Regions from separate parts of the Homo sapiens genome. Here region 2 is linked to region 1. Evidence: read pairs that join two places in POLR2A ChIA-PET (ENCODE). Cell type or tissue: Caco-2. All regions are shown on one strand.

Region 1 (4,000 bases):
GTCCCGCGCAGCCACGTTGGAAACGGCGACCTAGCGGCTTGGCAACCCAGGAGGAGGGGGTTAGGCGTTAAACGCCCTTGCGCCGCTCGGCAATCGCTCCCACCCGCTGGGGGCGCCCACATTGCTCTGGGTGGAGGTGGCCGAGAGATAGTCGCTACTTGGCACCACATGAGTGGGCTCAGCTCTGTAACAGGAAAAGACCCGTAGCCCGTCTCTGGCTGGGCAAGGCTGGGTGAGGGCAAAGCGCTGGAAGACGCCAAACGCCGCGAAGGCACTAGGTGCGGGAAAGCCAGGCGCCCCCCGAGGGCCGAAGCCAGACCGGCCCCCCACCCCCGGCCTGCCTGGACGCCTACCCCGGACGGGCCTCCGGGCCAGAGGCCTTCTGCGCAAAGCGAGGCGCCCAACAGAAAGAAAAAAAAACAACGTGCGTGTGTCTCCAAAGAGGCCCAAAGAATTGAGTGTCACCCTGGCAAAACAACAGAAGTAATTTTGAAAAACAAAAATACTAGGCCTTATAAGAATGATACGTTGGGCCGGGGGCGGGGGCTCACGCCTGTAATCCCAGCACTTTGGGAGGCCGAGGCGAGCGGATCACGAGGTCAAGAGATGGAGACCATCTTGGCCAACATGGTGAAACCCCGTCTCTACTAAAAATATAAAAAATTAGCCAGGCGTGGTGACTCGCGCCTGTAGTCCCAGGTACTCCGGAGGCTGAGGCAGGAGAATCGCTTGAACCCAGGAGGCGGAGGTTGCAGTGAGCCGAGATCGCGCCACTGCACTCTAGCCTGGCGACAAAGGGAGACTCCGTCTCAGAAAAAAAGAAAGAAAGAATGATACGTTGGATTTTGGGGCCTGTGGGGGAGGGTGGAGGGGCGAGGGATAAAAGACTACACATTGAGTAGAGTGTACACTGCTCGGGTGATGGACGCCCCAAAATCTCAGAAATCACCACTAAAGAACTTATTCATGTAACCAAACGCCACCTGACCATCTGTTCCCCAAAAGCGCGTTGAAATAAAAACAATTAAGAAAAAAAACCCCGCTAGGCCTTATTATGGAGCAACAGAATAAAACGGAACGGAAGGGAGCTGGACCGCGACACCCGTCTCTGAGGAAAGCGCTTCTCCGCCAGCAAAGTCAAGGGTCCCTCTAGTCCTCAGCCGAAGGGCCAACCTTTCCCAACCCGATGACGGCGTTCATCAGGCTTTTTATTGGAGAAAATAAAAGCATTTCAGGAAAACACTCACGGAAGAGACCCGAAGTTCTGAGTCACCCTAGTCCCTCCCTGGGTGTCTTTATGTCCTGAAAGGCGCAGATCCCAGGCTAGCTGGGCTTGGAGGTGGAGGTGACGGCGGGAGCGCTGGGGGTTCAAGGTGTTTCTCAGGCGCCCTCCCCTTCCTCCAGCCCTGCAGGTGAATACAGTCCCGCAGCCCGCATAGAACGAAGGCTCGGAGCACGGGAACCTGCAGGGTGGCGCACGGCTCCGGCTCCGAGGGAGGCAGTGGGATGAGGCGGGTGGGGGTGCTCGTGGAGTGGGAGGGGTGCTCTGGGACGCGGCCCCGAAAGTGTTTTGCCTTAGGAGCTACTGGGAGCTGGGCCTGGAAGAGGGAGAGAGGGAGTCAGGGAGAAAGGAAAGAAGAGAGAGAGAGAGAGAGAGAGAGAGAGAGAGAGAGAGAAAGACAGATACATAAAGGCAAAGAGATTCAAGAAACAAGAAAGGGAAGACAAAAGGACAAGAGGACCGTGGAGAGGAGGGAGACAAAGAAACCCAGAGACACACAGAGGCCAAGAGTCAGAACTGGGGAGAGAAGAAGGAGGAGACGACGGAACAAGAAAAGGCTGAGGGCAATGAAAAGCAATAGAGGACGAACTATACTGGGAAACATCATAAATCTGTAAAGAAAAGGAGAAAGATATAGTAAAACAGAGACCCAGAGTAACATACAGAGGAGAAAACAGGGAACATTGTAGAGAAAGAAACGGAGAGGCCAGAAAGTAAGTTTTCAGAAGACTGAAAGCGAGAATGATAAAAGAGGGGGAAAAATCAAAGAACTAGAGGAAGTGTTCACGGGCTTTGTGTGTTAGATGTGACTGGAAGGGGTCAGCCGCTCCAAACCTCGCAATTCTGAAACTTCCAGCTCTTGAGCCACGGTGGAGCTGGGTGGACCCCGGCCACGACGCTACCACACCAGCGCTTAGAGTTCTGAGTTCCGGGCGCCCCGCCCACTCCAGCCCAGTGACACCGCGGGGGCTGCGGTGACGTCACATGACGTCACGCTCCACCTGGGGTCCCACGCAAACCCGACAAGGAGAGGGCCCCTAGGGTTGTGCGCTGCATTTGCTCCCCAGGCGTTTGGAGACCGAGGATTTGCAGCGGCTCTGCGCGCAAAGCCTGCCCACAGCGCGCGCAGACTGGCCAGAGCCAGGTCCTCTCTGAGGCTCCGCGGGAAAAAGAGGGCGGAAAGCGAGTTGCGGGGTGAAGTGGGGCTCCGAGTTCCGACTTGAGCTCTAAGAAGTTCGAGGCCACCCTGCCTCCCACCCCCCAGGTGGATTTGACCTGGGGACGGCCTAGGCATCTGCCCAGGCCCAGCCTTTCACTCCCCAGCCCGCCCCGGCGCTGGCCCGCGGCCTTCGGGCCTGGAGCACCTTTCCCATGTCCAGTCCCCATCCCGTGCGCACCCAGGCTGCGGGTGGCCGGCACCAACTGACCTGCACCGCGCATCCTCCTCGGGGGCCCGGGCCGGGGTTGCAGCCGAGGCGAATGCAGACGAACGTTGCGGAAGTGGACGCGCCCTGCGCGCCGCCGCTCGGCTTCTACCGCCGCAGGGGTGGGGCGCAGGGCCGGGGGTCGCCGAGCATTATTGGAACGAAAACGAAATAAAAGCGGCGTTAAGTGAAATAGCTAACTTTTTTATTAAATAAAAAGACTTAAATAAAAGGAACGGAAAAGAAGAAGAGTGGACCCAGCCTAAACGCAGGGTGCCCCGGGCCCCTGGCACTTCCCCCAGCGGCCGGGTCGGCTGCCCTTCCTCCAGCGGCCCCCGCGGGGGAAGCAGGTGGCCGGTTTCTAAAGAAAAAAGCCAAAACTTTTTTATTATTTACACGTTTGGGCAAAAGTACAAAGTATAATACAGGCGCCCGGCCCGGGGGGTGCGGGCGGGGGGCGGAGAAACGTAAGGCGCTTTCTTGTCAGGCCCGGGCCTGGGGCGGGACGGGGCGCGGGGCGGGGGCTCGGATTGTGCGGCCGCGCGGAGCTCGGGCCCTACCCCCTTCCGCGGCCCGCCAGTCTGTGGCCGCGCCCTGGGGCCTACTCGGGCTAGGCGGCCCCTTCCCCTCTCGGCGCCGGTTCCCCCGCAGCCCGCCTGGGGGGTCCGGGGCGCCCGGCTGGGTGGGGGCGGCGATCCGTGGCGACGGTGCGCGCTGGTGGGCTCACACCAGGGAGGTGACAGCGGGAACCTTGGAACTATCCTCCTCCCAGGGCTGCAGATTCTGCAGAGCAAAGAGTGACGAGTTGTGCAGACAGAGCGGGTCAGGCTGGATGGAGTCGTTGAGGCTCTTTTGGAAGGCGTCGTGTTGCAGCTGCAGCATGAGCCGGCTCGCCTGCTGCCGCTCCGCCTCCCGCTCCTCCGCCGTCTGCCGCCTGCACCGGGGGAGGGAGAGGGACAGTACCGTCATGCACCCGGCACCGCGGGGCCGCCGGCGGGGCCCCGGCCCTCCCGGGAGCCGAGGCCATCCGGGAGCCTCGAGGCGCAGAACCCGTCTGCCTCCCAGCCCGCGCTTTACGCCCGAGGCTCTTATATCCAGGGAGCCGGTTAGGATCATTTGTTTTTGTTGTGTGCCAGAGGGTCTCCAGGAGGGGACTCTGCCCGCCGCCCACCTGCACGCCCGGGTATTGTGGCTTCACCAACAATAAAGATTGTTCCTTTCGCCAGATAGCAAGGGCAGGGCCTATGTGTAACTGACTTGGCCCTGCGGGAACCGGGGTCGCTGGGGTCCGCGG
Region 2 (4,000 bases), 110 kb before region 1:
TCCCCACCCCCCAGACTGTCCATTATGCTCCCAGGGCTATCAATGTATTGATTGGCAGGGTTGAGCCATCAGCAGGGGAGGGGGGCACTGCAGGATGGGGGGTTGGGCCCGAGGGTCGGCCTCCCTCTCCCCATACATCAGCCTTCATGGTACAGATCATCAATATGGGCACCGCTGCTGCAGGCAGCCAACCCTGGAGCCGTAAAGACCCATGGCCTGTTCTCTCTCTCCCTTTCCTCTTCCCACTGATCCCTGTTTCAATTCCAGCTCCCTAAAGCCCCTGGGTAGGGAGAATGGCCATCCATGCCCATGAGGTAACAAGCCCTTTATTCCAGCATTCAAAGCCCACCACGGTCTTTTCCATCATCCCCATTCCTGGGAATGGATGCGCCAGCCACCCCAGTCAGCTTGGAGCTCTGTGAGTCCACCAGGCTGATCCCTGCTTCCAGTAGCACCGTTCCATATGCCTGCAAGGCTCTTCCATATATGCGCATAGACACATGCACGCACGCAGAGGCTCACAGTGTCCTCTTCACCCGGTTTGCTCTTATTTCAAGGTCTACGTGAAACATCTACCCAGGCCAGACCCTCTTGCCCCAGAGTCTGGTTCAAGGCCTGTCAGCAGAGTACCTGCTGCACCCTTGAGCTCTTGCTCCCCAGCACATACTCCCAGTTTCTCTCAAGTTTCCAATGGCTGGGATAGGTGCTGGCCCTCTCTGTGCCCCAGCCCCTGGCACAGATGAGTGGGTGGGGGGATTCAGTCTGGATCCCGGTCCCCAGAGAACCTCTCCCTCAAACCTCCACTCACTGACCCAACATTCCTCCAGCATGCCAGGTCTGTGCCAGGTGCCATGGTGCCTGCAGCAGGGGTCAGACCTCCCTTTGACTTCCAGGAACCCGTGGGCTGGTGGACAATCCGGCCTTGAGACACCCCAGAGTTGAATGCAGATACGCAGCTCACATTTACTTAACACTTATCATGAGCCAGGCGCTATGCCAAGTGCCTCCCCCGGGCAGGGGGAACTCACCCTTTCAGCAACCCCAGGAGGGAGGTTCTGTCCTGATGCCTACAGGAATGATAAGCCACAGAGAGGCCAGTCAATCACTCGGTCACACGGCCAACTGAAGCGTGCTGGGCCCAGAACCCACCCATCCCTGTGAGCCCCGCAGAGCGCCCTGGATCAAAGACAGTGGCCAAGCGCTATGCGATTCCAAGGCAGAAGGTGGGATGGGGATCGGGGGAAACAGAGCTTCTCGAAGTACGTGCCATCTCTTCATGGGGAACACTTGGAAGGAAAAGCCTTGGATACCTTCTTCATTCCCCTCAAAACCAGTCCAGGGCCAGGTATGCAGCAAGCGTCCCATAAATGTTTGTGGATTGTTGATGACGAGCAACACTATATTTGAGTGCCTACTACATAGCTAGTCATCAATTACTCCTACCAACAGGCCAGGGGAGTGGGATGAGCATCCTTATTTTGCCCATGGGGAGGAAGTGGAGACTCAGAGAGGTTAAGGGCCTCGCCCAAGGCCACACAGTCTTGAGTGGTAGAGTGGCAATTAAATCCAGACCTAAGTCCAAAGCCTGTGCTCCCAACTCAGACTGGAGGAGGCCTGATGTCACTGATCCAAGGAACACGTCCTTTCTAGCTTTCCCTAGCACCCCACAGCATGTTACGTACCTAACACAGACAATATAATTGATTGAACAATTACTTTTACTAAATTACTCATCGAGTGTTTTGCCATTGTGCTAGCTACTCTGTGTGCAATATCCCACTTAGTTCTCACAATAACCCTTAAGAAGTAGGTATTTCTCTTTTTTTTTTTTTTTCCCAGATGGAGCGTCGCTCTTGCCCAGGCTGGAGTGCAGTGGCGTGATCTTGGCTCACCGCAACCTCCGTCTCCCAGGTTCAAGCGATTCTCCTGTCTCAGCTTTCTGAGTAGCTGGGATCACAGGCACCCACTATGCCCGGCTAATTTTTTCTATTTTTAGTAGGGGCGGGGTTTCACCATGTTGGCCAGGCTGGTCTCAAACTCCTGACCTCAAGTGATCTGCCTGTATCGGCCTCCCAAAGTGCTGGGATTATAGGCGTGAGCCACCACGCCCGGCCAGAAGTAGGTATTTCTCATGATCCCATTTTACAGATGGGGAAACTGAGGTGCAGAAAATTGAAGGTTAAGGAATATTTGCAGAGCAGCTGCCAAGAAGCACAGCCAGGATTCAACCTAGGTTTCCCCTACGCCAAAGCCTATGCATTCAAGCATCACAGAAGCCACTGACCTCGCCTCACTGATACCCAGGCGGGTAAATCAAAGCTCAGAGAGAGAGGTCAGTGAGCCCAGGACAGAGCCAGGATTGGAACCCAGGTATTCAGGGATTCCACTCTGTGGCCCACAGGGGGCTTGTCTTTGGCCCCATCCTTGGCACAACAGCATTTTGAATGGCCTGAGGCCTTTTGCCACTGAGACGTCAGAGCAAACACACTGCTAGCAAGCCGGACCAAAGCCCACGGGGCCTCCTGACCTGCTGCAGTTTCAGAATAAATCCCCATGCTCAGGCCCACAGTGCTGACAGCAGGCCCAAGCCCCTTCTAAGGCCAGCCCTCCCCTCCATGCACTGCCATGGGGTCTTATGAGTTAGAGAAGAGCCAACACAGCAAAAGCTAGGAGCATACAGAGGTTCCTCAGAGCAGCCCTTACCCACAGAAAGGAGAAATCAACACCTCCCCTCCCACAGTGACGACAAGGCAGCAGCCCTGGGGAAGGACTCTATATCTGATGGGGGCGGGCAGGGGGCAAGGGAACCCTCCTAGAGTAAGAGGCATAGGAGCAGGGTCTGGACTACAAACAAGAGTTTGGGTGATGCACTGTCCCTCCACAACTACCTGAGGCAGTAGGGATGATTTCTTTGGTTGTTTTTTCCCATTGTACACATGCAGAAGCTGAGACCCAGGGGAGTTAAGTAACTTGCCCGAGGTCACACAGCAAAGAGAAAGCAGAGCCACACTCCAGAGCCCTCATACAAGTAAGCTTGAGTCCTAGAGCCGGACAGACACAGAGCTGAATCCAGCTCTGCCTCTCTCTTGCTATGTGACCAAACGCAGGTTACTTTATGCACCGGTGCCTCTCTTGTTCTTCCTCTGTAGAATTCCCTAGTTCCAGGCTGGTTGTGAGGCTTGACCTGGATAATGTGCAAAAGCACATGGCTGGCCAGGCGCAGTGGCTCATGCCAGTAATCCCAGCACTTTGGGAGGCCGAGGCAAGCAGATCACGAGGTCAGGAGACCGAGACCATCCTAGCAAACACAGTGAAACCCCATCTCTACTAAAAATACAAAAAATTAGCCGGGCATGGTGGCTCGTGCCTGTAGTCCCAGCTACTCGGGAGGCTGAAGCAGGAGAATGGCGTGAACCCGGCAGGCAGAGCTTACAGTGAACCGAGATCACGCCACTGCACTCCAGCCTGGGCAACAGGGCGAGACTCCATCTCAAAAAAAAAAAAAAAAAAAGCACATGGCGGCCAGGTGCAGTGGCTCATGCCAGTAATCCCAGCACTTTGGGAGTCCGAGGCGGGTGGATCACCTGAGGTCAGGAGTTCAAGACCAGCCTGGCCAACATGGTGAAACTCCATCTCTACTAAAAATACAAAAATTACCCAGACATGGTGGCATGCAGGCTGAGGCAGGAGGACTGCTTGAACCTGGGAGGCAGAGGTTGCAGTTAGCCGAGATCGCACCATTGCACTCCAGCCTGGGCAACAGAGTGAGACTCCAACTCAACAACAGTAACAAAAAAAGCACTTGGCATGTAGTGAGTGCACTATACCTGGTGGTCACTATGAATATTGTTGTTGTTTTTGATGGCTTGATGTGACTGCACCCCAATTTTCCACACCCACAAGTCTCCTGCTAGAGGACTAGGTCAGAACCAAAAGGCCCTGCAGAAAATGGAAGTCTCTTCCCATTACCCCTCTAGTCTCCCTTTGGGGGTCCAGTGCG

The links. Peaks named below come from ENCODE experiments on the same cell type or tissue, not always from the same donor. Only the 100,000 strongest peaks of a DNase experiment are listed, where the experiment ranks them.
Region 2: POLR2A ChIA-PET joins it to region 1 with 8 read pairs; 2 of 35 experiments call an interaction of 5 or more read pairs at or near these places.

Annotation. Positions count from the first base shown.
Region 1 is chr5:171,311,029-171,315,028 of GRCh38, reverse strand. It overlaps TLX3 (T cell leukemia homeobox 3), which reads right to left. Exons shown (of 3, transcript NM_021025.4): 3 at 2,890-3,640. The coding sequence ends at 3,430. Among named protein-coding and RNA genes, the nearest start is that of TLX3, 3.8 kb to the right of the region's middle. RefSeq lists enhancers at 978-1,862, 3,633-4,000. In Caco-2, no CTCF peak of the experiment used is centred here; DNase peaks (open chromatin) are centred at 2,228, 2,678, 3,214 and 3,558; H3K4me3 peaks cover 2,146 bases.
Region 2 is chr5:171,425,041-171,429,040 of GRCh38, reverse strand. All of the region lies in intron 2 of FGF18 (fibroblast growth factor 18), which reads right to left. Among named protein-coding and RNA genes, the nearest start is that of FGF18, 7.4 kb to the right of the region's middle. In Caco-2, no CTCF peak of the experiment used is centred here; no DNase peak of the experiment used is centred here.